Regions from separate parts of the Mus musculus genome. Here region 1 is linked to region 2. Evidence: chromatin loops called from intact Hi-C (ENCODE). Cell type or tissue: left cerebral cortex. All regions are shown on one strand. Each heading gives the region's core, and the rest is flanking DNA. Links, peaks and the distances in the headings are about the cores only.

What was found. Hi-C counts contacts between places; a loop is a spot of excess contacts. Peaks named below come from ENCODE experiments on the same cell type or tissue, not always from the same donor. Only the 100,000 strongest peaks of a DNase experiment are listed, where the experiment ranks them.
Region 1: it touches region 2 in a loop (8-fold over the local background); 5 of 42 quality-filtered maps call a loop at or near these places.

The regions. Positions count from the first base shown.
Region 1 is chr10:82,617,186-82,631,793 of GRCm38, reverse strand. 1190007I07Rik (RIKEN cDNA 1190007I07 gene) reads left to right here and starts at 8,566. Exons shown (of 3, transcript NM_001135567.1): 1 at 8,566-8,829; 2 at 8,970-9,086; 3 at 11,577-11,943. The coding sequence starts at 8,979. The coding sequence ends at 11,672. It overlaps Tdg (thymine DNA glycosylase), which reads right to left and starts at 1,956. Exons shown (of 10, transcript NM_172552.4): 1 at 1,756-1,956. The coding sequence starts at 1,778. In left cerebral cortex, for the core only: a CTCF peak has its summit at 8,698; DNase peaks (open chromatin) are centred at 8,484 and 8,850; H3K4me3 peaks cover 1,736 bases; H3K27ac peaks cover 1,276 bases.
Region 2 is chr10:81,636,238-81,650,845 of GRCm38, reverse strand. It overlaps Ankrd24 (ankyrin repeat domain 24), which reads right to left. Exons shown (of 20, transcript NM_001374016.1): 6 at 14,420-14,477; 7 at 12,707-12,777; 8 at 12,469-12,575; 9 at 12,098-12,285; 10 at 11,502-11,539; 11 at 10,910-10,990; 12 at 10,711-10,818; 13 at 10,034-10,078; 14 at 9,856-9,954; 15 at 8,798-8,870; 16 at 8,427-8,545; 17 at 6,953-8,329; 18 at 4,413-4,541; 19 at 3,988-4,053; 1 more. The coding sequence ends at 3,669. Gm10778 (predicted gene 10778) reads right to left here and starts at 1,777. Exons shown (of 4, transcript NM_001142963.1): 1 at 1,680-1,777. The coding sequence starts at 1,682. In left cerebral cortex, for the core only: a CTCF peak has its summit at 6,864 (motif pointing left); DNase peaks (open chromatin) are centred at 7,058 and 8,220; H3K4me3 peaks cover 2,099 bases; H3K27ac peaks cover 2,061 bases.

The DNA of each region.
Region 1 (14,608 bases), core at 7,622-10,121, 980 kb before region 2:
GACAGAACGAAGGTTCCTGGGCTTGGGGTCTCAGGAGGGACCACCAGAGAGAGGTGAAAGAAAAGTCTCCATGGGGTAGGAGGATCTTAGCACATGGCCCCGAGGGCTGGCCTGATGCAGCAGGATCAGCCCAAACAAAACATGACACGTGATGTCTCGGGGCTACTGACAGGGAAGCAGACAAACTAGCATGGAGGGCCGATATCTGCCCAGCTCTAGTGCTTTTAAGCCTATTATAAAAATCGAAAGAACTTTGTGTCTTATATTTGGGAACTAAATGATCTGAGGTGAGGTAGAAACCCCCAAATGATATTTACTGCAACACACACAGCTCCAGGGAGCTGGCAGTGTGGACCGTGAAGGAACACCACATACACATCTGCTGCTGACAGCGCTACACGGAGAATGCACACTTACCCGTGCGTTAGCTCCTACATGCAGAGTGCAGGAAGACTTTAGGACTAGTCAGAATTTCCAGTTCCTGCTGGGCCTGGGAGGAAAGGCCCATAACCCCAGCCATCTGAGAGGCTGAGGCATGAGGCTCATGAATTTAAGGTCCACCGGAGCTACAGAGTGAAGCCAAGGGTAGCCAAGGCAACACAGCAAGACCTTTCAAAATAACGAGTAAGAAGATGGCTGAGGGACATGACTCAGTGGTAAGCTTGCTTAGCACACTGGAGGCTCTGGGCTCAATCCCCAACCACACACTCCCAAATAATAATAAAAATCTGGGTTCATTTTTAAATCATTTCAGTAGTATGACATCAAGGTCTTACACACACACACTATTTAGTCTTGGGTTAGAGAGAGAGAGAGACAGACCACACACACGTACACACACATGTAATATTGTGCCTCTTTTTGTTAATGATTCACTATTGCATCCATTCAGCATGTATTTATGTAGACTCCAGTTCAACCTATCAGTTCTACAAACCCCTCTGAAAGTTGGGCCGGCATATTTCCCACTTTCACCAGCAGGTCCCTGGCACCCTGTAGTTGGTAAAGGCTTTAAGATAGGTCTACCTGTCCTGTGAGTAGAGGCCCTTCTGCAGTGTCCCTTGGATCTTTGAGTGGTAAACCAGACTTTCATTTCAACTCCCATGGACTGCCATCAGCCCCCGTCAATCTGCTCAAAGATGTACCATAATACAGCCGTCGAGTGGGAAGGCGGGCTGAAGACAGAATCTCTTGCCTAAGTTCAATGTCCATTTGCCACTTAGAGGCAAGCTAATTCTTCGCCAGGCAGGGCTAATACCTAAATCTCCATTCCTTTTACCTGCGAAGACCTTGCCATTTTGTTTTTCTTAGCTTTCTGCGAAGAGTCTAAATCCCCAAACCTATACTTTGTCAGGCCCGCCCTGACATCCCCATTACCACTAAGGGACAATTTTAAAGACCATCCCAGAATGAAAGACATCTACAGATTGACTTCTTAGCGTGTTATACACACTCCACAGCAATAGTATCTATCCCGCGAGGATGAGAAGGACCCCGCAGCAACCGCGGCCACAGGGTACCCGCTTCGCCTTTACAGTCCACGGTGACGGAGGGTGAAGAACCGCGCGGGCGGAGGCTGCGGCCGGGCACACACCACCTTTTAAAGCTCGCGGGTACGGGAGGCAGAGGACGTGCGCGGACCTGGGAGGGGGGGGGGACGTGTGGGGAGCGGGGAGGTCCCCACTGCGCACGCGCAAGCCGGCCTTTGTGCGGGCCGCGGCCCTGACCGACCCCAGCCGCGAGCGCCCGCGTTACCTGCGCGCGGCCTCTGCGTCCATGGCGGCGCCGCCGAGGGTACGGCCACTCCTGCCGAGCCCACGGGCGCCCGCTCTGCCGCTCAGCGCGCGGACTCACCACAGGATCGGGGCGGCCGGTGGATGGACGGCGCTGGCCTCGGCCCCTCCCACGCTGCTACATCACCGCGGCGAGTCCCCAGCGCACTTCCGTCCCCCTCCGAGGAGGCCGGCGGCCTCGCCATCACGTGATGCTGGCCAGGCCAATGGCGTGTCCTTTTCGGGGCGCCCCGACCGCCGCTTAGCCTTTCGGGAAACGTGGATCTCGGCGAGGATGGGGAGCGCCCGGCTGACGTCAGCTTTTGTGGGCTCTAAGTTTCCTTGAAGGTGTGGGTTAAGGGTGATGGCCTTTAGGATGTATTATGCGTGGTGGCAAATTCATGTCTTTTCACCTCAAATTTTGTGCGGATTAAAAGCTACCTGACTTGGGGCTCACAGAGCCTGAGCTACCAACCAGGGAGCTTTCAGGAGCTGGACCTAGACCCCTCTACACGTTTGTAGCAAATGTGAAGCTTGGTGTCCGTGTGAGTCCCCTACAAGTGGAACAGGGGCTGTCTAGGTCTCTGTTCCTTGCCAGTGGACCCAGCGCGGACTGGGGGAAGAGGACTGCGTGTTTCCTCAGTGGGAAAGGATGTGCCTACACTTGCTGAGATTAGATGTACCAGAGTCTTACCCAAGTGGGGCTTCCTCTTCTCTGAGAAGAGAAGGGGGCAGGATTTGTAAGCGTGGGACTGGGTGGGGGTGGGGCTGTGAACGGGACGTAAAGTTAATTAAATTAAAATGAAAACAACCACCCCCTCCCCCGCAACTATGTGTCTTGGCTGGGCGACCCAGCATTTGCATAGACAGTGGCAGGCAGAACTAAGTTCGAGGCTGGCCTGGTTTATAGAGCGAGTTTCAGGACAGGCAATACTACACAGAGAAACTCCGTCGTGAAAAACTAAAATGATAATTATAATAATGATAAATAAATATTGTGCCTTACACAAAACAACATTCTTTCTTTTCAATTGTCTTTCTTGTCAATTCCTGTGATGAGGAGTAGGGCTGATTGGAACTGGAAAACCTAAGATTGGAAGCCACCAATGTTTGGGCCTCAGTTTACTAATCTGTAAGGGGAAGCTCTTGGTAGATTACAAAGATTTCCATAAACAGTTGTCTACGTTGGAGATGGACAAACACTCGCCTAGATGCTAGATGCATCTCTGCTTTAGAACCTTAGACAGCAATCTCACCTCGATTTCTCGGAGGTTCTTTTGGTTTTTGAGATAATTACAAAACTGTGTACCCCTGACTTGGCTTAGAGCTTTGCAGCTGTAGTCCAGGCTGGCCTCAACCTGAGGCAAGTCTCCTGTTCACTCTCTTGCATACTGACTGGGATTACAGGGCATGTATCACCATACTTGACTTTCGGAGGTTCTAAGAGTTTGTTTGTTTTTTTTTTTTAGATTTATTTATTTATTTATTTATTTATGTGAGTACACTGTAGCTGTCTTCAGACACTCCAGAAGAGAGCAGTCAGATCTCATTACAGATGGTTGTGAGCCACTATGTGGTTGCTGGGATTTGAACTCAGGACCTTTGAAAGAGCAGTCAGTGTTCTTAACCGCTGAGCCATCTCTCCAGCCCCAAGAGTTTTCATTTAATTTCTTTTCAATGTCTGCTGTGGGTGTTTGGCCAGAGAGTTGTCTAACGGCGTCTAGCCCTCTCCGTGAATCCCAGAGTGATGACACCTAGGCTTTGAGGTAGCCTCTTGTCAGCGATTGTTATCTGAGATTTGAGGGGGTTGTTCCTTCAAAGGGTTTTACAGTATCAGTCCTTAGACGTACCTGGCAGACCAGGTAGTCTCCTGTGTCTGAGAATCTTGGGCAATGGCTCCTTCATAACCCCTAGATCATAGAAGAGGTTTGGGTATGCAGAAGTTAACTTGCTAAAAGTGCCTTTTATGTAACAATAAACAACACTTCTAGGGGGCTGGTGAGATGGCTCAGCAGTGTTTGGGAGTCCTGTGGAAAAGTGAGGGATAGAAGTGAGCAAGGACACCACAAGAAGACCTACAGAGTCAACTAACCTGGGCCCATGGGGGCTCACAGAGACTGAACCACCCACCAAAGAGCGTGCAGGGCTTGACCTACGCTTCCTACACATTTGTAGCAGATTGAAGCCTGGTCTTTATGTGAGCCCCCACCTGTTCTTGGATCCCCTTCCTCTAGCTGGACTGCCTGGTTGGGCTCAGTGAGAGAGGCTATGATTAGTCCTTCTATGACTTGATGTCCCAAGATGGGGTGGTAGCACTCACTTTGGGTATCACCTAAGTGAATGTTGTCAAGTGACTGTACTATGAGGAGAAGGGAGGGAGTAATGGGAGGGACTTGTGAGGGGAGGTTGACTGGGATGTAAAGCAAATAAATAAATAAATAATGGGGGCACTTCCAGGAAACTTGCCACCATTCAGTCCTTGAGAGGCTGATCACTCATCCCACCATGTCTCTCTTCCATTGTCCCGAGGAATCCAGAACACTGACATCTTCGAGTGTTAGGCTTCCCTGTTTCTTTAGGTTACGTGGCAGAAAATGGTGAGAAGCCCGACTGAATTAGATTGCCTGGTTTGTTTCACAAGAGGCGTTGGTTAAATTACAATGATCTCTCCCTTCTGTGATGTGAGCTCAGAGATGGCCAGGGCTTTGTGCTCCATATGTATATATTTTTAATCCTAGGATATTTTAAAGGGAAGCATATCGGCAGCTGGAGTGATGGCTCAGCTGTTAAGAACACCAGCTACTCTTCCAGAGGACCTGGCTTCGATTCCCATATGGTGACTCACAACTAACTGTCTCTAACTCCAGTCCTGAGGGGTATGACATCCTTGTCTTATTTCCTGGGGCACTAGACCTGAAAGCAGGGGCACAATAACCTGCAAGCAAAGCCACATAGATGCATAAAGTAAAATACATATAAAACAGTGAAAACTCTACTTAGAAAAGAAACAACTTTGGGGTTGGAGAAATGGCTCAGCTTGTAAGAGTAGGTGGGACTCTTGCAGAGGACTAGAAGGACGTTGAGTTGAGACAGCATTCACTTAGGCAGCTCACAGCCATCACTAGCTCCAAACTAATGGATTCCATGGGCACCTGTGCTCACACACATGGACCCACACATCCCCATATGTATGTAATTCAAAACTTTTATTTTCCAAAAGGGCTGGGCTATGGTGGCACACACTTTTAGTCACACTGATAAGTTTTTTTCTCCACTGGTGAACTGAGCCAATTCAAACCAGATTAAAATGCATATAACTTCTGGTTTATTGGGAAGCTGCTCTCCTGGTAAGTTTACTGCTCCCAAGGAAGGAGGCAGGGGAAGTCGCCATGGGGAAGGAGAGAGGAGGGGGGAAGAGAAAGAGAGAAAGTGTGTTCGCATGAGAGAAGGAAAAGGAGGAGGAAGAAGAAGAAGAAGAGAAGAAACCAAAATGTCTGGGTTATGTAGCAAAGAGCCTCTGTGGGAAGGGCCGCCCAGCCCCTGGGCTGGAAAGTTCAGGGCAGGGATTCGAGATAGGGCCTGAGGGATGCAGGAGGTCCCGGAGGCCAGGTCTGCTCTGGTATGTAAGATATGCACCTCAGCTGTTTGTTCCTAGGGTCTGAGGCCAGCCTGGACCACATAGACTGAGGTGGTTTGAATAAGCATGATCCCTATAGAGACGGACCATGTATTTGAATGTTTGGCTCATAAGGAGTGGCACTATTAGGAAGTATGACCTTGGTGGAGTAGTAGGTGTGGCCTTGTTGGAGAAAGCGTATTACTGTGGGGTAGGCTTTGAGGTCTTCCATGCTCAAGCTATGCTCAGTGTGGTATAACAGGCTCTTGGTGCCTGTGGATCAAGGTGTAGAACTCTCAGCTTCTTCTCTGGCAGCATGCAAGAAGAAGAAGCTACCTCCCGACTCTGATGAACCTCTGAAACTAGGCCATTCCCAGTTAAATGTTTTCCCTTATAAGAAAACATTTAGTGTCTCTTCAGAACAATACAAACCCTAACTAAGATAGAGAGACCTTGTCTCATAAAAGGGTGGGGAGGGGTAATAAATTTGGAATTTATTTAAATTTTTAAGTGTCTCGTTATACTACTAAGGAAAAGATAAAGCATAGATTGGAAAGAGACATTTGCAGTGTATCTGATAAAAGGCTTGTATCCAAAATAAAGAACAGTTTACAGTTTAAAAAAAAAAACCAAACAGGTCGATTGAGCTGGAGAGTGTGTTTAACACACATGCTTTTCTTGCAAAGGACTGGAGTTCAGTTCCCAGCATCCACATGGTGGTTCACACCACCTGTAACTCCAGTTCCAGAGTGTTCAACACCCTCTTCCGACCTCTGAGTGCACAGGCATGCACATGGTACATACATGTAGGCAAAACATTCAAATGCATGACATTAAAGAGATCTTAAAAAATGGGCAAGAGATTTGAACAGATACTCCACCAAAGGATACAAGTATACAGAAGTCTATGAGCCAGAGCAGTGGATGGTGGTATATTCTTATAAGCCCAGCAGTTGAGAGGATGAGGCAGGAGGATCACTGCAAGCTCAAGTCCAGTTTGAACTATTATGATGCATTTTAATTTGTATTTTGTATGTATGTGTCTGTTTGGGTGTACATGTACCTGTGTAGATAAGTGTGGAAGTCAGAGGCTGACATTAAATAACTTCTCAGTTACTCTGCATCTTATTCTTATTTACTTACTGTCTTAGGGTTTCTATAGCTGTGAAGAGACACTGTGACCGAAGCAACTCTTATAAGAAAACATTGGGGCTGGCTTATAGTTTCAGAGGTTTAGTCTGTCATCATGGCAGAAAGCACTGGGACACACAGGAGTTATGCATGGTGCTGGAGAGGTAGCTCAGAGTTCTATGTCTGATTGGCAGGCAGCAGGAAGGGAGTGAGACACAGCCTGGCTGGAACATCTAAGACCTCAAAGCCCAGTGAGACACCTCCTCCAGTAAGGCCACATATACTCCAATAGGCCACACCTTCTAATCATGCCACTCTCCATGGGTCAAGCATTCAAACCCTTGAGTCTGTGGGGGCCATGCCTATTCAAACCACCACCACAGTCTCTTTATGTACTCCTGGCTGTTCAGGAATTTTATTATATGTAGACCAGACTGTCGTCCAACTTACTGAGATCTCCCTGCCTCTGCTACCCTAGAACTGGAATTAAAGGTGTGTGCCACCATGCTCAGCCTTTTTGAATTTTTTTTTTTAATTTTGAATTACATGCATGAGGGGATGTGTGGGTCCAGGCATGTGAGCACAGGTGCTCATGGGATCCAGAAGTTTGGAGCTAGAAATGGCTGTGAGTTTCCTGAGTGTTGCCAGTGTCCTTCTAGTCCTCTGCAAAAGCCCTACCCACTCTTAAAAGTTGAGCCATTTCTCATACCTATTTAAACCACCATGTTTAATTTACATGTTTAGTTCTGAGACAGGTACCTGGAAGTCGCCAATTGGGCTAAGCTCTAGTGAAGCAGAGACAAGCCGATCTCTTGGGTTCACTGGGCAGCTAACCTATCCTATTTTGGGAGCTCCAGGTCAATGAGACACCCAGTTTGGAAGAGGAATAAAAGGAAAAAGAGAGGAAAGGACAGTGCCTGAGATTCAATGCTCCTGAAGTTGTCCTTTGACCTCTAAATCGCATATGTGCCCACACATGAACAGTCACAGAAAACTTGGGCATAATGTTGATTGCCTTAGTTGTGGGTATAGTCTTCCAGATGTATACTTTCTGTGAGATTATTATATGTCAAACTTAATACCATTTAGTTAAAACTAATTTTTTTTATTATCATGAAGTTAAAAAAAAGCATGTGTGTGTGCCTGTGTGTGTGTAAGAAAAGAATTTACAGAGCTATCTCTGCTTCCATCATGTGGGGCTGGGGGAGCAAAATTGTGTAGTCAGGTTTAATGACAAATGCCCTCCACCCCCAATCCTGAGCAATTTTGTGCCCAGAGTTAAAAAAAAAAGTTATCACGATTCCTGTTACACAATGCTACCTTAATGCTTCAAAATTCTTGCAGTTTACTTAACAAAAATGAACCCACAATCAAAGCATGAACCCACAATCAAAAACACTCTCAGATTAAGTAAGGTGATTGGAGGTCTCTTTTCCAGTAAAACCATGACCCAAAGGTACTGTACCTGGGTGTGGCTCTGTGTAAAGTTTCAAAGAACCGCAGGAACCAGGAGAATAAAGCTTTGAGCTGCTCTCTCTAGAGCAGTGGTTCTCAACCTTCCTAATGCTTCCACCCTGCAACACCCTCAGGATTTTTTATTTAATACCCTTAGGCTGTGGTGAGCCTCAACAATACAATTTACTTTGTTGCTATTTTATAACAGTGATTTTGCTGTGACTTGTAAATATCTGATATACAGGAGATGTGATAGACGACTCCCAGAAAGCGGTCAGTGAGTCCTTCCAAAGGTGTCCGATTTGCAGGTTAAGAAGAGGAGCTGTAGTGTGACCTGCCCTTTGCCCTTGCAAGTGCTGTGCTGCGAAACCCCGCCTCTTCCTAACCACGTGGGACACGTGCAGTTTCCTTTGTGCGAAAGATCAAAGGATGCTGTAAACATCACAGTTGCCAGGAATGGCAAACGCAGGATTGGGACAGTGACCAACCAGGAGCTAGGATTCCAGGCTGGCTAAGGGGTGGAAACGGTCAATTCCCCCCCCCCCCCCCCGCCCAATTCCAGCCCCAAGTCCGTCAGAAACAATCGAGTGCGCCTGCGCGAGTATTGCCTCCGCTTTCCGCTCCGTCGCTGCGTCGGACCCTGTACTTTGGTTCCTGCCCGCTGGAGGTCCGTCCTGGTTCTAAAGCGACCCTGTGACCTGTCTCCCTGCGCGCGTGCACTCCGCGGTACAGTCTCGTGCGCGCATAGTCGTGGGAAGGAACGAGGGGCTCCAGCGTCTCCCTGAGTGGCTGAGGGAGCGAGGAACCGCCGAGCCCTCCTTCCCCTGCTCGGCGGGCGCAGGCTGCAGCTAGCAGGTGCCCCGCTCGCTGGTCGCGGGGGAGGAAGTTGCGGGGGCACCCGAGGTGGTGTTGCGACTCAGCCACCCAGGGTCAGCGGTCAGGCCATCTGAAGGCTACCCAGCCCTCTAACGCTGTGCCCTTTCCGTCCCCGCCAGCTCTCCACCATGCCCGGGGGCGTACCCTGGTCCGCCTACTTGAAAATGCTTTCCTCCAGCCTCCTGGCCATGTGCGCCGGGGCCCAGGTGGTGCATTGGTACTATCGGCCTGACCTGGTGAGTGCTGTAGGGCGCGTGCCCATCCTCGGGGTGAGACCCTCGCGTTCAGTCCACTTTGCTCAGTCCCTCTTGACTTTTAGATTGTCCCCAGTGTTTGGATACCTAGCTCGCTCTTAACACTCAAGAGTGTGTCTAATAGTTGTGGTGAGCCAGCCTGGTCTACAGAGCGAGTTCCAGGGCATCCGGGGCTACACAGAGAAACTGTATCGCGGGAGTGGGATATCTATATCTATATCTAAATCTATATCTATCTATATGCTTATAGATAGATATATGCATATCTTAGTGAAACAGAAAGTGTCACGAACTTTCAATGGAAATGCAGTTTTGTGTCTCGTTTCTGCAGGAGTAGTTGCCTGCCGCACTTTACCGAGGAAATAATGCCTAGAATTTGATCCTGTGAGGTTGACTTGATTCATCTCATTACTATTGGAGATGTGCAAGGGTTGTTACCAGCAGCTACCTGTAGTTGGGGAGAAAGCAAAACAAAACCAGTCTCTAAAATGAGCGGTACTAAGGGTCCTAGGCCACCTCAGACTGGTTAGTAGAGAATCTTTACTGATAGGCGTAGAGGCCAAGGTGGCTGGCTGCTATAGGATGCTGAATGCTTTCCTATTATTTAAGGGATTTATGTCCATTACCTACCTTGTCTTTTGCAATTATTCCAGCCACCACTGTTATAACTGAAAGGTTTGGGGAGAGAGCAGAGGAAAGGAGACCGTGGTGGCTGCCCAAAGTTGGCACTCAGTGCTGCCTTAGGGAGAACAGCTAAGATGCTTTGTTTTAGGTGTCCAGCATAACTCACTCATTAGGACAGCAAAAGAGACAACTGTATTCTCATAGTTCTTTAGGCTGAACCCCAGGTCTCATCCTAATTCATCTCTTATTGTGTGCCTCAGCAAATGCCACTGGGTAAATATGGACAATACATCCACATCTGTCCACATCGATCACCACACTGCCTACCCTAGCCAAGCCACCGTCAGTTTCTCTCTTCAGTTAAGACAGTAGCTTCCTGCCCATCTTCTGCCCTCCACTCCTGCTTTCCCTGAAACGTCTCAACAGAGCTTCCATCGCTCTTTTTTATCCTGGAGTCAGGCCATGTCGTTCTCCTCAAAACTCACCAGTATCTTCCTGCTTCCAAAGCAAAAGCCACGGACTCTTTATGTCCCTCCCACTGTCCACCAACTAAGCTTTCTAACCTGCTGAACACTGTGTCAGCTGTACCGATGACTTCCTTGAACTGAAGACATAGTCTTTGGTTTGGTCCTCTGCCCTTGTGATCCTATTAGCCTGAAACAAGACTGTTTCCACATCCTCCTCCCTCCTCCCCTCCTTCCCTCCTCCCCTTCCTCCTCCTCCTCCTCCTCCTCTTCCTCCTCCATGTTCTGAAGTGACCCTCTGAGCCAAAAGCCTGTGTAGAGGTGCTCATTTTCTAACAACCAGAGAAATGCAATCTGCAGTCAGAACCACTACTCTGCTGGCCATAATGAAACAGCAGTTGTCAAGGACAGGGAGAAATTGGAACCTTCATACGCTACCCTTGGGAATAGAATATCACACGGCTGTTTTTATATGTAACTAGTCTGCTAGTTCCTCAAACAGCATATATGTTCCTGCAATTCCCAGTTTAGTTTTCTCCCCAACAAACACTAAGACATCTGTCATACTTACTTGTTTGATTCTGTACATGTTCATAGGTGGGAACAATTCAGATACCTGAATACCTATGGAAAACATGTACATCTTTATAAGGGAATAGCATTCAGTGATCCTACATGAATGAACTTTGCAAACACTACATGAAAATATTGAGCAATAAAAGACCACATGATATATGGTGGGCAAATATATATGGACAGAGTTGGCTTGTGGGGACCACTTGGGAATGGAATAGGAGTTTCTTTTGAAGCAGTAAAAAGATTCTACAATTTTATTGTGATAGACTCACAGTTCCAATTCTACTGTACTGAAAACCATTGTTTTTGTACCTTTGTGGTGCTGGGAATCAAACTCTGTCATATACATTCTGCACCCATTTCCCTCTGTCTTTCTGAAAGGTAGAATTGTGTGTTGCTCATGTATGACTTTATGCACATCACATGCTGGCTGCTTCCAGTCTTTTGGGTACATTAACTACCAATAGTTATTTCCTAGGCCTGGTGCATGGCAGAGAGTTAGCAAATATTGTGGGAATGGATTTTCAAATGTTGAATTCTCATTTGAAATCACAGTTGTGAGTCAGTTGGATTTATCCCTGTGCATCCTCTAGGACTTGAGATTTGCCAGGACGATCTATTCAAGACAGCAAGAAATTCAGATCAATCAGGAGTCTTCATAAAAATGGCCTGGTACTGAGTAGCATGCACGAGGCTTTTGTTTTTTCTAAAGCTTTTTAGATCATATTGAAGTGTTGTTTCAGAATGTGATGGTATCTGTTTTTTGGCTTTTGTTGTTGTTGTTGTTGTTGTTGTTGTTTTTTTGTAGACAATACCTGAAATTCCACCAAAGCCTGGAGAACTCAAAACGGAGCTTTTGGGACTGAAAGAGAGACGCCACGAACCTCATGTTTCACAGCAGTAGAAACTTCAAAATAACAGCTGTGCCAAGAATTCTGTGAATAATGTTTCAAATATGTATTTTAAAATTTATTAAGTAAAACTACTTTTTAAAACACCGAATTTAGGGGGCTCAATGGCTCAGAGGTTAAGAGCACTGTCTGCTCTTCCAGAGGTCCTGTGTTCAATTCGCAGCAACCACTTGGTGGTTCATAACCATCTATGAGTTGTACCCTGTTCTGGCCCGCAGGCAGAATGCTGTATACATAATAAATCTTAATATTTTTTTAAAGATAGTCTTACTATACATTCTTGGCTCACCTAGAATTTGCTGTGTAGATCAGGCTGGTCTCCAGTTCACAGGATCTGTAGGTGTCTTAGTCAGGGTTTCTATTCCTGCACAAACATCATGATCAAGAAGCAAGTTGGGGAGGAAAGGGTTTATTCAGCTTACACTTCCACATTGCTGTTCATCACCAAAGGAAGTCAGGACTGGAACTCAAGCAGGGCAGGAAGCAGGAGCTGATGCAGAGGCCATGGAGGGATGTTACTTACTGGCTTGCTTCCCCTGGCTTGCTCAGCCTGCTCTCTTATAGAACCAAGACTACCAGCCCAGAGATGGTACCACCCACACTGACCCTCCCCACCTTGATCACTAATTGAGAAAATTCCTTACAACTGGATCTCATGGAGGCATTTCCTCAACTGAAACTCCTTTCTCTATGATAACTCCAGCTTGTGTCAAGTTGACACACAAAACCAACCAGTACAATAGGTCTCTACAAAAAGGTCTTGCTGTGTGTGTAGCACATGCTGACCTCAAACTAAGAGTCTTTTTTTTTCCATTTTTTATGAGGTATTTAGCTCATTTACATTTCCAATGCTATACCAAAAGTCCCCCATACCCACCCACCCCCACTCCCCTACCCACCCACCCCCCCTTTTTGGCCCTGGCGTTCCCCTGTACTGGGGCATACAAAGTTTACGTGTCCAATGGGCCTCTCTTTCCAGTGATGGCCGATTAGGCCATCTTTTGTTACATATGCAGCTAGAGTCAAGAGATCCGGGGTACTGGTTAGTTCATAATGTTGTTCCACCTATAGGGTTGCAGATCCCTTTAGCTCCTTGGGTTCTTTCTCTATCTCCTCCATTGGGAGCCCTGTGATCCATCCATTAGCTGACTGTGAGCATCCACTTCTGTGTTTGCTAGGCCCCGGCGTAGTCTCACAAGAGATAGCTACATCTGGGTCCTTTCAATAAAATCTTGCTAGGGTACTAAGAGTCTTTTTGCTTCCACTTCCCAAACAGTGAGATTACAGGTATAAAGGACCATGCCTGGTCCAGTGTCTCTTAAGAACTGCCTAAGAGCATCTCTAGCGTTTGACTAGGTAGGTGCTTATTTTCAATATCACACGAGACCATTTGCAGTGGCTCCTTCAATTATGATTCTTCTCTGAATAAACTTGATTATAATGGCAATTTTTGTGCCCAGAGTTTAAAAAGAGATGTTATCATGATTCCTGTTATACAATGCTACATTAAGGCTTCTAAGGTTCAAATCCAGAGTGGACAGAGATTTTTGAGGCCTCTCCACGAGTGCTGTCCAGAATCAAGTTCGGGGGGGGGGGGGGGAGTTCAGTGTGGGAGACGTGCAGGACCTTGGATGGAGTCTGGGGTCTACAGAATGAAATGTGTCTTCATTAGGGCCAGAAGACACATGAGGAGTGGCCCAGTAGATACAGAAGACACAGTGTCATGATGTGGAGTCCAAGGCCAAGAGATGCTACTGAGAAATCCAATGCTTGTATGAGTGAAGCTGGATATGAACAGTGTGGATGGACGTGGTCCCTTTCACTTCAAGCTGCAGTGTTGTCACCAGCTGCTGCAGAAGCCCATGTCCCAGTAGACTATCCTCTGACAAGAATATTATGCCTTTTAAGATCATATGACGATTTCTCTGTCTCCATATAGGAGACCAGGCCATACAAGGTGCTACTGTCACTGAGGAGACAGTAATGAGAGGAGGACTGTGACAGTGGGAGGTGTCATGCAAAAGTGATGTGAGGCTCAGATGTATCTAGAAGCTTTATGGTGCAACCACTTCTCCCCTCTTCAGACCTTCATTCTATGCTGGAGTCTTCCTAGTAACAGTCCTGTCACCAAACGACAGCAACTTCTCCCTGACTCTCCCTCATCCTTGCTGCTCAGTCTTGAACTAAAGAGCCTAGAGGAGGGCCTCTACAGATCAGTCAGTGGGTGTCCCCTGACCACTGCCACTGCATTTTCTAGGGATTGTGTTCTAAGTGTGGGGTGTCTGAGAGAGCTGGACTCCCAGCTCTTGGGATGCAGCCTGTTCCTCATTTCCTGGACTGTGCCTGCTCCAGTCTTCCTCTTGCATCATGGAAGCCATTCTTCCCTTCACAGGCCTGACTTAATTCTTACCCACAAGGAGGAAGGGTGAAGATTGGCTCTGATATGTGACCCCAGCTTCTAGACTGTCTATGTGAAGTGGTATTATCTGACCTTTTCTCAGATGCCATTCTATAGTCATAGTGATGTGCAAGGCTCTAGCTAGGTGCTAGATCCCAGGATCATTAGTGTCATGGACAACTTGTGCCCAAGGAGCTAACACACTGACACAGTCCAGGACATCCAGGAAGACGAAGTTGGTGAGGTAAGTCCACTTGAAAACAGGTAAAAAGGCAGTAATGAAACTGGTAGTTCCCATCCTAGAACAAGTTGTTGGCAAACACTGTCCCTAAGTAGACAGTTCTGCTGGGCTAAGTGTGGAGAGAAAGAAGACCTGACACAGAGGACTATGGGAACAACTATGTGACTGGCAGCCATCATGAATGACTGGACCTGATGAGTATCTGTGATAGAGAGATTTCTATAGACACCCTCAAGGAAATTTATTGTAATTCATCTCTTGGTGAAATGGTGTTTTCCACTCAGATCATA
Region 2 (14,608 bases), core at 5,794-8,293:
TGTGATCAACTGCAACCAACATTATCCAAGGACCGACCAGCCACACACCTCTTGAGGCCCTAGTATTTTTATCTTCTCTGAAAACTTGCCAGAATTCCAAGTATTACACACTCACAGAAACTATTTCCAGCTGCCAAAATCACACCCCTGCTAAAGCATGAAGCAAATCCTAGCCACCTGCTGTGAAGCACTCCCATATCGCTGCACCTGGAATTAAAATAAAACCATATTCCCATAACATTTCTGTGTATTTTCAAAGAAACCAAAATTACACACCTCACACTAGACTCAAGCCATGCCTAGTGTCTCTGTTCTTGCTACCTGCTGATCTGGACTGAGACCTGTCACAGCATGTCTGCCCATGTGCAACCATACTCCCCACAGTGGCGATGATGGACTAACCCTCTGAGATGGTAAGCAATTGCTCCTTTACAAGAGTTCCTGTGGCCTGTAAGGGACTTGCTTGTGCACTATAGAAGCATCGCCTGCCAATAAAAAAGCTGATTCGAGGGCTGGAGGGATGGTTCAGTGGTTAAGAGTTCAAACCCTGTTCTTCCAGGGGTCCTGAGTTCAAATCCCAGCAACCACATGGTGGCTCACTACCATCTGTAATGGGATCTGATGCCCTCTTCTGGTGTGTCTGAAGACAGCTGCAGTGTACTCATATAAATAAATCTTAAAAAAAAAAGTGGAGGACATCTAATGGGCTCTTCTGTCTTCTATGGGCCCCAAACACCCAAGTGATGAATATATGGAAGCAAAACACAGGCACATGAAGGAAGTTTAGTAAATAAAGAAGACAGATCCCCATATCACTTATACATCACAATTGATAAGTTGGCCAGAAATACACAGAAATGGAACAAATATCTGTAGTCAAATCTATAACTTTATAATTAAAAGAATCAAGGAACTCAATCAAAACAGAGAAATTGCAAGACAAGATTGTAGACAATTAGTCTCAATATTATTTCAGTACAGAATCTGAGCTATAGATTCAACAAACGTCCAGTAAAAGAGTCTAACGATTTCTGCAATGAGCGACAGAAAGCCGATGACAAAAGGTCATCATGAATGAAAACATGAGCACACAAGGCTGAATAAACAGCACAGTGACACCGTCTGACTTCTAAATTACCCTACACCTGCGATAAAGACTGTGCTGTTTGAGACCGACAGATCATGAGAGAACACTTAGGACAAAAACACAATTACTATTCGGTCGATTTGGACAACTTAGGCAGGGAATCACAGTGAGTCTGGCCTTACTAACACACGTGACTGGACCATCGTGGCATCCACACGCGAATGTGTTAATGACACAGGCTTTACACTGTGCAGTTAACTGCGATGGATGCTACACCCGAATGTCAAGTGCCCGGTGCAGAACTTTAGAGGACACAGAGAAACTAGAGCTCTGCCTGTCAGAAAATCTGCTTTTCCTGAGGAGGAAAGCCACGCGTGCGTGACCACTTCCCAAGCACCGACTCCCGCGTCCCATGCTCTGCGCAGGTTCAGCCAGGGGAACGGAGTCAGAGAGAGGTCCCGCTTCCGCCTGGAGGTGCAGAGACCTCGGGAACCAACGCGATCACACCGGACGCCGCCGGTTCCCGCACCCCTGGGCAACCCACACGGGCTCCCGCGGATCCTCCCCGCGTGGGAGCGGCGGCCCCGCTCACCATGGCGCGGATCCCCAGCTCGCCCGCTCTCCTCACAGCTCCTAGTAGCCGGTCACAGCTCAAAGCACGGGACACACTAGAGCTTCCCTCAGACTCGCAGTCAAACCTGAGAATGGCGGACCGGAAGTTCCCGCCTCCACTCAGCTGCCTCGAGACTCTGATTGGCTAATGAGGCCTGAGTGACAGGAGCATCTTCCTTAGGGACAGAGTAGCCCTCAGGGACTCAACACGGTGGTTCCCAACCCTGGGCTCCACCCCAGGCACAGACCATAGAACCTGCACCCTATTGCAAAGTCGTCCCTGCACTTTTCCTGCACACAGTAGGCACTTCTTCGGGTAGTCATAGGGTGTCTAGTACACAGAGATCGTTACTCTATGTGCACTGTGTGGTCCCTCTGCTCACAGCTGAATGACGCCCAACCCATTCAGGTCAAATTTAAGCCACCCAATTGATATTCACCAGGCATCCTCAATTTTATTCAGGCACAATTAAGATTTCTCACATCTCTCTCAGTTGTATACTGTTGGCCAAATATTAACACTTGCCCAGCCTTCTGTGATGGCAATGGCCTTTCATGCCACCTTTTGGGAGGTGGAAGCAGGGCATCAAAAGTTTAAACCAGCTTGGTCTGAGACCAAAAACATCCAAAATTAAGGTCCCAAAGGGGAGGTTCCAGGGTGATAATCTGGGATGGAAAGATGACCAAAAATAAAAAAAAAAAAGGTTGGCATTGGCAGTTGATGGTTTTGAACACCTTTAATCCCAGCACTTAGGAAGCAGAGGCAGAAGGACCTCTGTAACTTTGAATCCAGAGTGAGTTCCAGGATAGCCAGGGCCACACAGAGAAATCCTGTCTCAGAGAAAGAGAGAGAGAGGGGGAGAGAGAGAGAGAGAGAGAGAGAGAGAGAGAGAGAGAGAGAGAAGGAAGGAAGGAAGGAAGGAAGGAAGGAAGGAAGGAAGGAAGGAAGGAAGGAAGGACAAAAGAAAGAGAAAGAGAAAATAAGAAAATTAGTTTGGCGTCATAGGTCTTGTGTAAGCTGAGCAGGCTCCTGCTTGTCAGAACACAGTCCATGCATCCAGTCATTTAAGGAGATTCCCGAATGCTGTGGGAACACTCAGAAACAAGACAAGAGTCTTGCGGCCTCAGTGTGTTCATGCTCCTCCTGGCATTTACTTCAGATTACATGACTTGCTGCTGTTATTCAAAGAAACTGTTTTGCTTCTAGGGAAAACATGTTTCTCTCCTCTCTCTCTCTCTCTCTCCCTCTCCCTCTCCCTCTCCCTCTCTCTCTCTCTGTCTCAGTTTTTCCAAGGTTGGGTTTCGTTGTAGCCCTGCCTGTCCTCATGCAACCTTTCGTAAACCTGAGAGCATACACTGTCTGAGACTTTGAATAAAGATGCCTATTGCATGAGATTTTAGTCTGCCTCGATTATCAACTCCATCATCCCAGACCCCACCACCTCTAGAGTGGTCACAGGGTTCCACTGCTGACCACACTCCCACCCCTTCCTAGGTGTATTTCCACCCGAGAGAGACACAACTCTTGCGACTTGGTTTCTTTAAATATTACATTGCACTTACATTTATTGCCATAGTCGTGTTATGGAACCAGAAGATCAAACTGTGTCCTGAGTCCCCTGCCCCATAGCTGCCCTTACCCAGTGTGTCACACTGGGTATTCCTGCCCCACCCCACCCCCCGCCCTTTTACACACACACATACACACACCAAGCTTGTCCTCCTGAGTGGGGGTTGTGATGTAGGTGGCATATCAGGGTTCCCAATATATCAAATGGGGAGTGCTGGGAATCAGAGGAACAGACTATAGGGAGTGTGGGGTGGTCAGCTGGCCACCATCGATAAGGCCCCAGGCTGGTCTCCCATTGAGTGTTGAATCTTGTTCATCCCCTGGGAGCTGGGGAAGATGGTGTCTGTGGCTTCTGCTTGTAGAGGTGAAGGATGGAGACTGAACAGTTGAGCTGTGTCCTCAGCGACCCTGAGCCTGAAGCCGCTGCATCTGCAGAATCTGGCTCAAAATGCACTGTACATCCTCATCCATCTGTCCCTGGTGAGGTGGGAGATGACAGAGGCAGAGTCACACCCTGATGCTTCTGGTAGATGCTACCCTTTCCCTTGCAAATCTGTCTATTCAAACCCAGGGTATCAATGCCCCCAAGAAATAAGTCAGTGCACAGGGATGTTCCCAGAAACCATGAGGCTGGCTCTGAACAGAAGGAGAAACCGAGGCCCAGGTAGTGTCAGGGGATCAATAAAGCTGGACTGGAGTCAGGAGGCAGAGGACTCACCTGAATGGCATACAGGAGATGGGTGCGGTATAAAGCCACCACAGCGCCATGCTCCCGGGCCTCCTCCTGTGGACACACGGGAGATGGGGATATCAGAGGTACAAGGTCATCCTTGTGTACATTGTGAATTTGAGGTCAGCCTGGTCTACCTGAGACCCTGCCACAAAAGAGAGGTGGAGAAGGAGGAAGGGAACAGGAGGGAAGGGAAGGAGAGAAGGGGGCTTGGAATGGAAAGGGAGGGAAGCCCATCTAGAGGGAGACACGCCCACAGAGTCAAAACCCCATGTCCAGTGGCTGCTAGTGACTGCCTCGGGAAGTGTCTGAGGTCCCCTGCCCAGCCTGTACCCTGCCAGCCACCCCCACCTCTACCCCGATTGCTCTGTCTATGGCTCCCATCACCCCTGCCCCATATACAGAGCCAGTACCTGTATCTGCTGCTGCAGGGCTGTCACCTGGCCGCGCAGAGCCTCCTCCTCCTTGGAGCTGGCTGGGGTGGACTGCTGCACCTTCAGAGCCTCCTTCAGTGTAAAGACTTCTTTGGACAGGTCTGTGATCTGGCAAAAGGGAGGGGACCCTGTGAGTGAACATGCCGAGCCAGGCAGGGACCAGGAACCTCTGGCACCTTTCCTGGGCAGCCTGGCACAGGGTCACTGATTCGAGCCAGGAGCTGAGCTGACTCAGCCTCTGACCACACTGGTGCTTGCCAGAACACAGTCCAGGAATCCCCTCATTTGAGGAGAATTCCGAATGCTGTGAGAACATTCCAAAAAACTCTGTATTTATACAGCCCAGGGCTTAAAATGTTCCTCATATTTTTAAATATCTGGAGAAAAAGAAATCCAAAGAAAGATCTATTTTGTGACCACTGAAGGGATTCCAAATCACATATGACACTTATTAATAAAGTTTTATTGTTACACAGCCATGTCTGTTCACAGCAAACAGGGACCAGACATTATGGAGCCTCCAGGTCAATAAATACAGTTTTTTGTTTTGGTTTGGTTCTTCATAGAAAACACCCTGCATCCCCTTATCTTAAGGCCTGTGTTGGCACACCTTGGAAAAAAAAACAGGGCCTGGGGCTGCCTGGCCAGACCCAGCAACCCATAAAGCCAACTTAGGATTTTTATCTCATTTTATGGGATGCCCAACATTGACCTGTGACTTCCACGCATGCACATGCACACAAGGGGCATACACAAAAAGATACAATTGGGGGCCAATGATACAGCTCAGGGGTAAAGACACGTGCTGCCAAGCCTGTCTCTCTACCTGAGTTTAATCCCTGGGACCCACATGCTTGCACAATATGGATTCAGGCAAGTTGTCCTCTGACCACACATGCATGCTCCAAGTCCAACATAAATAAATATGTGTCATTTTAAACATTTTTAAATATGTAAATGGGTTCAAATCCCAGCTTATGACCCATTTCGTGGCCATGTAACCTTGTCGGAGTGGTATCACCTCTCTGTGCATATTACTTCAAATGGGGATAATTAGAGAACACGTTACAGGCTGGATATCTGTTACCATGGTTACCATTGCATATCAACACCAAAAGTGAATCTGCTGAGACTTTCTTCCTTCTCTGGGACTCAGTTTCACATGTGAGAAATGGGCTAAATTCTCAAGCCCTTGCTGGCTGGGAGGTTCTTCAGTTTTGTGTAATCTCGGGTTAGTGGACACCAACAGTGAGCAAGGAGGGAACCCACCTTCTTGTCCTTCTCCTTGGCTTTGTCCAGGGCCTCCTGGGCACGGCTCTGGGCCTGGCGCGCCCTCTCGGCCTCTGTACGAAGCCCCCGGAGCTGCTGCTCGGCCGTGGCCAGCTGGGCCTCGGCTGCGTGCCTCTCGCTCTTCATAAACAATGCCTCACGCTGCACCTGTGGCCCAAGCCCATGCGTGACTCTCGGGACATTTAGACCCCAAAGTGGCTTGGATCCTTCGGCTCTTCCCACCCTTCCATGCTGAACTGATACCATTCCACCTCAAGGAAGGTTCTGATTCCCACCCGACCCTGGTAACATCCCGGTCCTGCCAAGAGCCACTGGCTACTGGCTGTTTGTCCCTGGACAGCTGGTTAGGCCTCTTTGTGCCCTGGTGGCCTCATTTGTGGTGCAAGCCTGTGACCCAGATACTCGGGAAGCTGAGGCAGGAGGATCAGGAGTTCCAAAGCTACACTGTGACTTCAAGGCCAAAGCAAGAACGAAAACTGTCTCACACACACACACAATCCCTTCTAAGGAAGTTTGTTCGCTTTTTTTGTTTTGTTTTGTTGAGACAGGGCCTCACTGTGAAGCTATGGGCACACAATATAGTTGGCAAAAACAAAATTTTCAACTCAGATGGGACTCAGTGGGTAGAGAGCTGGCCCAACATGCACCTCTGTGTAAACAGGTCCTACTGATGCTACACCTATCATCCCTCTAATTGGGAGGTAGACGCTAAAGGATCAGGCTTTCAAAATCAGCCTCAACCACACAAGTCTCTGCTATAAAAACAAAACAAAACACACACACACACACACACACACACACACACACACACACACACAGACCAGGGGGCTCGGGAATGGCTCAGGGTAAAGGTGCTTGCAGCTAAGCCTAATAGCCTTGGTTGGTGCTCAGGATCCACATGAGAAAGAGAGGACTGTGTCCCACAGGCTGCCATCTGACTTTCCCACCATGCCATGTGTGTGCACCACATAGAAAATAATAAATTAAAACTAAATAGAAATACTATGGGCTGGAGAAATAGCAAAGGGGGTTAGATCACTGCTCTTGCAGAAGACCAGGGTTCAGTTCCCAACACCCACGCGGTGGCTCATGTCTGTAACTCCAACATCCAGTAAATCGGACGCCCTCTTCTGGCCTCCGGAGTACTGCGTATATGTGATAGACATTCACGCAGACGCCCAGGCCCACGCGGAAATCCTCTGAAAGGACAGCCTGGCGCAGGCGCTCACCTGGAAGACCTCTGCGCTAGTCTTCTCGTGCCTGCGCGCCAGGTCCGCCAGCTGCGCCTGCAGCCGGGTCACGTGGTCGCGCAGGGCGCTCAGCGCGTGCTCGTGCTCGTCCGCAGGAACCGAGGCCCCGCGCATGCGCTCCAGCTCCTCGCGAGCGGCGTCCACGGTAGAGCTGAGTTCGGCGACCCGAGCCTCGGAGGCAGCTAGCGCTTGGCGCAACTCGGCGGCCTCTGTGCGTGCGCGCTCGCCGGTAGCCGTGGCCGTGGCCAGCAATTCCCGAAGCGCCTCTAGCTCGCGGCTCCGCCCCCGCGCCGCCTCCTCAGCCTCTGCAAAACGGCCCCGAGCAGCCTCTAACTCGGCCGCAGCCTCCCGCTCCCTTCTGCGTAGCGCCTCCTCCAGACCGCGGATCCGGGTCTCCAGCTCGGCCTGCAGCGCCGCCGCCGCCGCCCCCGGGTGCAGGATCGCAGCGCAAGGGTCCTCCGTGCCGCTGGTCTCGGCTTCCGTAGTCTCTGTCACAGTGGCCTGTGCCCCCGTGGGCTCCATAGCTGTGTCCTGCGCTCCGGTGCAGTCTGCCTCCGTGGCCTGCCAGCAATCGGCCTGCGCTCCTGTGGCCACCTGGGTGGTGTCCTTGACTCCTATAGCTTCTATCGCTGTGGTCTGCACTCCTGTGACCTTCACTCCTATGACCTCCGCCACTGTGGCCTGCACTCCAGTGGTCTTCACTGCCTTAGCCTCTAATCCTGTGGCCTGAATTCCTGTATCCCGCACTCCGATGGCCTCCATGTTTCTAATCACTGTACCTGTGAGCCCTGCCTGTGCCAACACATCCACCTCATCAGCTTTCATTCCTGGATTCTCTTTTCCTCCTGTATCTTCGGCAGCCACTGGCTCACTTTCGGCATTGTCACCTAGAGCTTTCACATTTAGGGCCTCAGCCATAGTAGCACTAGTGTCCATTTCCTTGGCTGCCAGTCTGTCTTTCCCCGTGGCCTCTGAACCTGCAGCCTCGGGTTCTATGGGTGCTGCTTCTGAAACCCCTGCTTCAGTATTCCAGACACCCTTGGAGCCTCCTGCTTGGAGTTCCATTCCATTTGCTTTGGTTTCTGCATATGTGGTGCCGTTGAGGTCTGGGACGCTGGGTCCATTCTGGATAGTGATTCCCTTATCCTTGATTTCCTGGTATGCTGTCTCTTCTCCTTCTTGAGCCCTGGGTGGCTCCCCCTCCTGCTGCTGCTGCTGCGAATGCATGGCCTCTGTGTATTGCCTCCGAAGCTGCTCAAGCTCTGCCCGTAAGGATTCATACAAGACCAGGGGGACGACCTCGGCCTGACTTTCTTCTGCCATCTGCGCCTCATCCTTTTCAAACTCCTCAAGGATCTGGGGGTGGGGAGGCAGGCAGGCTAAGAGGTGGGCTCACCATGTTCCCTGCCCACCCCGAGGTCTGCAGAGATGTCCACTGCCTCAGTTTCCCCACCTGGACCTTTTCCAGCAGCTCCTGGTTCTGCCTGGTGAGCTGAGCCACCTGCTCCTGTAGGGAAGCAACTATTTCCTCTGCTGATGGACTCTGGTTCTTTGGCATCAGTGCATCAGCTCCTGACAAGGTTGAGAACAGCACAGAGTCAGGCTGGGGACACATGCCATGAGGGACAGTCAGGAACTGCTCAGTGGGGAGGTGCATTGCCTCAGGCAGGTGGGGATCATAGTGTCTGTGCCCTTCTGGCATCATGTGCCTCCTCCATGGAAGGCCATGGTCGTGGTTTTGTGTCCACATGGCCATCCACCCCTCAGAATCCCGGGTAGGCAGCAGGGAGGGTGTGTGTGTGTGTGTGGAGGGGCAGATCTCACCTGGGAAGTCAGGCATCTCACCCTCCTCATCCTGCAGGGTAGCTACATCATAGCTTGTGTTTTCTCTCTCATTCTAGGAGTCCAGCACAAAGTAGACCTTCAGACCCTGCTCCTTACTGACAAGAGACTTTAGGTCCTCCCAAACTGACAATGTCCATATATCCACACAACAGCGGGATTGGGGGTCAGCTCCAAACTGGCTGTGTCTGTGTCTGCTGAGCACCCAAATGGCCCTTCCACCTTCTAGTGAGATGCAGGTATGGACCAGGGCCTTCACACATGCTAGGCAAGCACTCATCACTGAGGGATGTTCTGGCCAGAGTCTGGCTCTGGGCTTGAATCCCAGCACATCCCCAAATACATGCTCATCTCTGTGTATGTCTGTGCCATGGTGTGCTTGGAGGGACATTTTATCACACTTATTCTGTGTGTGCCTGCAGGATGTGCACACACGCCACAGTACAAGTCAGCAGTCAGAAGAATTGGTTCTCTCCTTCTGTCATGTGGGGAGTGGACTCAGGTCAGTAGGGTTGGCAGCAACCTCTTTATTGACTGGTCTATATCACCAACTCTAATTGCACACTCTGAGCAGTGTGTGGGTGTCTGTGTCTGTGTGAGGGCTGTGGCCTGTGTGTGACTGGTATATTTATATGTTTGGGGCACGTGTGATTGTGATGTGTGTGTCAGAGGGGCTAGAATCTTTGCATGGGTGCGTGTGTTTGCAGAAGTCTTGATAAGTGTGTGATTTTTATGGAAGTCATGTGTGGCTGGGACATTATGGATGCACCATGGTGCATAGGTGAAGTTCTGGCATGTCAGAGTTGGCCACACTCTACCACACTCCTCACCCATGCTGGGACCCCACCCCTTACCCCTCCCAACACTGGCAGGACACACTTTGATGAAAGCCTCTTTCCACATTCACTCCCTGCTTTTCCTTACATCTCTTTGGCCATTCCAAGCTCCACCCCACCCAGCCTCTTGCCCTGCCCCTAAGGCAACGCCCTAATCCCTAGGGACCTTCCTTCTGTGGCTCTGCACTCCCAAGCCCCACCCACCTCCAGCAGGGACAGACGGCTCTGCAGGCTCTCCACCTCCCGGCCCAGGCTCTCCTTCTCCTCCTGCTTCTCCGCCAGCATCTGTTGCAGCTCCTGCACCTACAGAGGCCTAGGTCAGCACTTGAGGACTTCAGGACACTGGACCCTCCCAAACACTGGCTGTGCCCTCCTCACCTACCTGTCTCTCCAGGCTGTGCACTGAGCTGGCCTCCGCCTCCAGGGGCTGCAGGTAGAAGTGGTTGGGACTGGACAGCCACCTACCACCTAGTGTCTGGTAGCCATGGCTTTTTTCCATGTACACTGAGCACCTACTATGTGCCACTCTGACCGATCCTTCACACTGTCAGACCCCATTCTGTTCTTTCACCCAGGGCGCTTAGGTACATTGCCTGCTGTGTAGCAGATCCTGTGCAGGGCCATTCATTCATTCATGCATGCATGCGTTCACTCATTCCTCACCGTGGGCCACTCCTCATCCAGTATTCATCCACTCTGAGCTCAGCACTTTCACCTGAGCCTGCCCTTATGGGCAAGCCTGCCCTCACGAGCATGCCTTTGAGTGGTAGAGTGCTCTGGTGAAATGAAAGAAGCATACAATTTCAAATATGGTGGCAGGGGAGATGTTGGAGAAAGGGAGCCTTGGGGACAGCTGGAGAGACAGCAATTCTGTACTGCAGACACCATGGGCAAAGGCCCTAGGGCTGAACAGAGCCTGCATTGTTGAAAGGCCAGTGAGGGGGCTGCATGTCAGGAGCAAAGGGACAGTGGGGAAGAAAGGGTGAAGGAAGGATAGGAAGGTAGGTGGTATGATATCCCAGGGAATTGCTCCAGACTGCAGGGCTGCAGCCTCCTAACCTCCTTCCTCCTCCGTTCCTTGTGCTGTTCCAGGCCCCTGATCTTTTGCAGGAGCCGGCCTCTCTCTTGTCTCAGGCGTACAATCTCCTCATAAGCATCCCGATCGTCCTGTCCCCTCCCCATCAGGGGACACCACTTTAGGTAAAGTCTCTAGAGCTAGCAGAATCCCACCTTGCCACAGGCTCCCCCCAACTCTTACAGGAACTGGTGTGCTGGCTGGAGGCTGGGGTGCCTTCCTCTTCTTGGGGGCTCCTTGTTTCTCATGGCTTGACACTGAGTTCTGGTATGGGCAGAGGGGGTGTAGCACATGGGTACAGGGCCAGGATCCACTTCGGGGATACAATGTGACCACCCGCTGCTGTCAGCAGCCTCAGCTCCCCTGCCTCCTCCATACTGTGAAGGACCCCGTGTCTTCCCACTTACTCTAGATCGTACGGTTCGCTGTTGGTACTTTATACTTTCCCTGGCTCTGTCGGCTTCTATGTCATTTTCTATTCTCCATGAAGCCTGAGACACAGCAGACCCAGGGCAGGAATGTGGAAAGTGGCCAGGCCCGCTCTTGCTCTGCCTGAAGCAGCCCTTAGCAACCCCAGTCCTCAGTCACCTGTCCCAGATCCACTGTCCCTAGTGTGCAGGACTGCTGGTGTTCGTGTCACTGCCACTGAGCAGGGACAGATCCTGGATAGGGGCCATGACAGAACTCTGTACATAGAGGTCTGTCTCTTCCTGTAGGTCAGGGGACAGTGAGTGGTGCATAGCACTGGGGACGTTCACGGATTCCGGATTCCTACCTGGGATGAGGCCTCTCCGGAGTCCTCCTCTAGAGAGGCTGGGGAGAGAGGGGAAACAGTCGGGCACACAGTTCCCAGTTCTCAGCACACAGTTCTCAGTTCTCAGAAAGGTCACTGGCCAACCCAAGGTATTCCACAGGCTCTCAAAGCTTCCAAAGCATTAGTGCTTCTTTTGTTCATACTGTGAGTCTCGCTCTGTACCTCAGGCTAACCACAAACTCAGATCTAACTGCTCTGGTCTCCTAGTCAGGCACCACAAAGTCCAGCCTCTGAATAAGGGACAGTAAGGTAGAGAGACCTATGGGTAGAGTCCTGGGTGGGGAGAACCTTTAATCTCTCAGAGACTCAGGGCACTGGAGCTCCAGGTTGGAGTGGGTGGGTGGGGTGCCACCTCTTAGGAAAGGCAGAGTCTCTATACTAAGGATGACCCAGAAAATCACAGTGGATCCTCAGACCACTGAGGCTTCTTGAAACTGCCCTGAGTTAAGAAGCATGAAAATGTTCATGACAGCAGACTGGAGTACCTCGAAACTATCAGTAACATATAAGGAGATGGCCAGAAACTGCCTAGGAGAGCAAGGGTAGGGCTTGCATACCACTGGGAGGTGAAGAGCGCCGTGCAGACTCGTGTAGAAGCTGCAAGATGAGTTTGTCTCCAGTCAGGGCTCCGTAGTGAGTGGCATCCTGGCCCAGTGCATCAGTGATGCTCAACTGGGCTCCACCCTGCAGGAGTACTTCAACAGTCTCAGGGCTGCCCCCCTCACATGCCAGCATCAAGGCTGTCCTGTGGGATAAAGGAGCTGCTGAGGGGACAGAGGCTTGTCCCCAACACCATACAACTGTCTTTGTACCCAGGCCAGGAAGAGAAGGGAGGAAGAGGTGACTAGGTCACCAGCTTAAAGAGGTCAAGATATTTGCCCCAAATCATGCAGCATATGATGGAAAGGTCTAGAGGGGAAGTGCTCACCTGCCTTGCAGGTCCTGGTCATTTGTGGCAGCCCCCTGCTGTAGGAGGAGGCGGCACAGATCTGTGTGACACATCTGAGCCGCTATGATGAGGGGTGTGGCACCCGACTGGTAGAGAGGATGAAATGGCATGAGTCTCACCCGTGCTTTGCAGATGATGCCTGGGGTGTTGCCCATGGTGAGCATCTATCATAAGGATAACACTGTACCTCCCACCCAATGAGACCCCAGCAGCTCACCCGGTCCCGGGGGTTCATGTGTGCCTTAAAGGAACAGAGCAGCTTTGAGCAGGACAGACAACCACCAGCCGCTGGGACAGACAAGAAAAAAGAAGAGTAGGTGGGAGAGACAGCTGCCTGCCAAGAACACTATAATTTTATTGCTGAGACAGTGTCTTAGTCTGTAACCTAGGCTGGCCTAGAACTCACTATACATTATAGCAGTTAACATTTGTCATCCCAGCAGCTGGAAGGCCCAGGATGGAAGATGGCTGCAAGTTAGGGGCCAGCCTGGGCTACAGATTGAGACCATACCTCAACTAAAACCTCAGAGCTGGAATGATGGCTCAACAGAGCACTGGCTACTCCCACAGAGGACTCAGTTTCAATTCCCAACACCCACATGGCAGCTCATGTATGTAAAAGTTCCAGGGATCTGACACCCCTTTTTGGCCTCTGATGGTACCAGGCACTTATATGGAACACAGCCATGCATGCAACCAAACCACACTCATACACATTTTTAAAATATTTTTTCACAAAAATGTAAAATCAAATAAAAACAACTTATTAAAAAATGGGTCTCAAAGATGGCTCAGTTGGTAAAAGTGCTTGCTGCCAAGTGACCTGAGTTCAACATCCAGGAGCCAGCCGGTGGAGAGACAAACAACTCCTAAAAGTCACCTTCTGACTGTCACACAAGCACCATGACAAGGATGTCCCTAACCTCACAATAAATGAATAAATGCAACTTAATTGTTAAGATATCCCCTATTGGCATCGACACCACCTGGTGGTGCCACTCTGACTGGGGAATTAGTGGCTAATTACCTTACCCCTAAAGTAAATTCAAGTGTGCCGTCCCTGGGGACAGGTGGCTCTAACCTGGACCCTGTGCTCACTGGCTCCAGTAAGTCCTTAATTGCTCTGAGGATGGAGTCTGGGTTTGAGGGGTGTGCTGGAGGACCTATCTGCAATCAAGGCACCCAGGAGACCCTGGAGGGAATTAGGGTTCTAGGCACCCCACTTTGTACACCCAGGGACTAGGCTTTGGGGTCCAAGGAATAGGGTTCCCCCACTAGTACATGTGCCTAACTTCTTTGTGCAATGGGCAAAAGGGCCTGGTTCTGTTGGGGACTGCATTCAGGTCAAAAGAAGCAAAGCAGATAGGGACAGTGGCCCACATCTGTCACCCAAAAACCCAGAGGCGGAGGCAGTAGAACCCTGACTTCAAGGTTAAGCCTAGGCTACAGAGAGAGACTCTATGTCAACATACTGAGAGGGCTAGGAAGTCTGAGGACCTGCGCCTTATTCCCAAAACTCACATAAGTCAGGTATGGGAGTGCATGTCTGTGACCCCAGCACCAGGAAGGCAGAGGCAGGGGGATCCAAGGTTCACTGGTCAGCCAACCTAGCTTTAATCGTGAAGACCAGTTTCAGAGAGAGACCCTGTCTCAGAGGGTGTGGAGGGTACCTGATGATGACACCTTAAGATTGTCTTTGACTTCCACAGGCCACACGCAGGGACACATGAACACAGATTCTTTAAAAACTAAGGGCGTGGTCAGGGTAGAGTCCCTGTTAGAATCCCAGTGAGGGGCTGGGGGGCGTGGTCTGAGGGGCTGGGGGCGTGGTCAGGGAGGAGCCCCACCTAGAGTTCCCTAGTGAGGGCTGTGGATGTAGCTCGTTGGTAGAGGGCCTTCCTTGAATTCGGGAGAATCTAGCTGCACCTACCTGCATGGTGAAGGGCTGTCCACCCACTGCTGTCCTCGATGTCCACCACGCAGGAAGCCTGGGAAGGAGTGACAGGTGATGTCATCTCTGTTTCCGGAGTGACTGATTTCTCCTGCCCTCCCCTGCTCCCTGCTTTATCTCAGGGTCTTTCCTGTAACTCTCTATGGCCTTCTTTCTGTGTGTGCATGC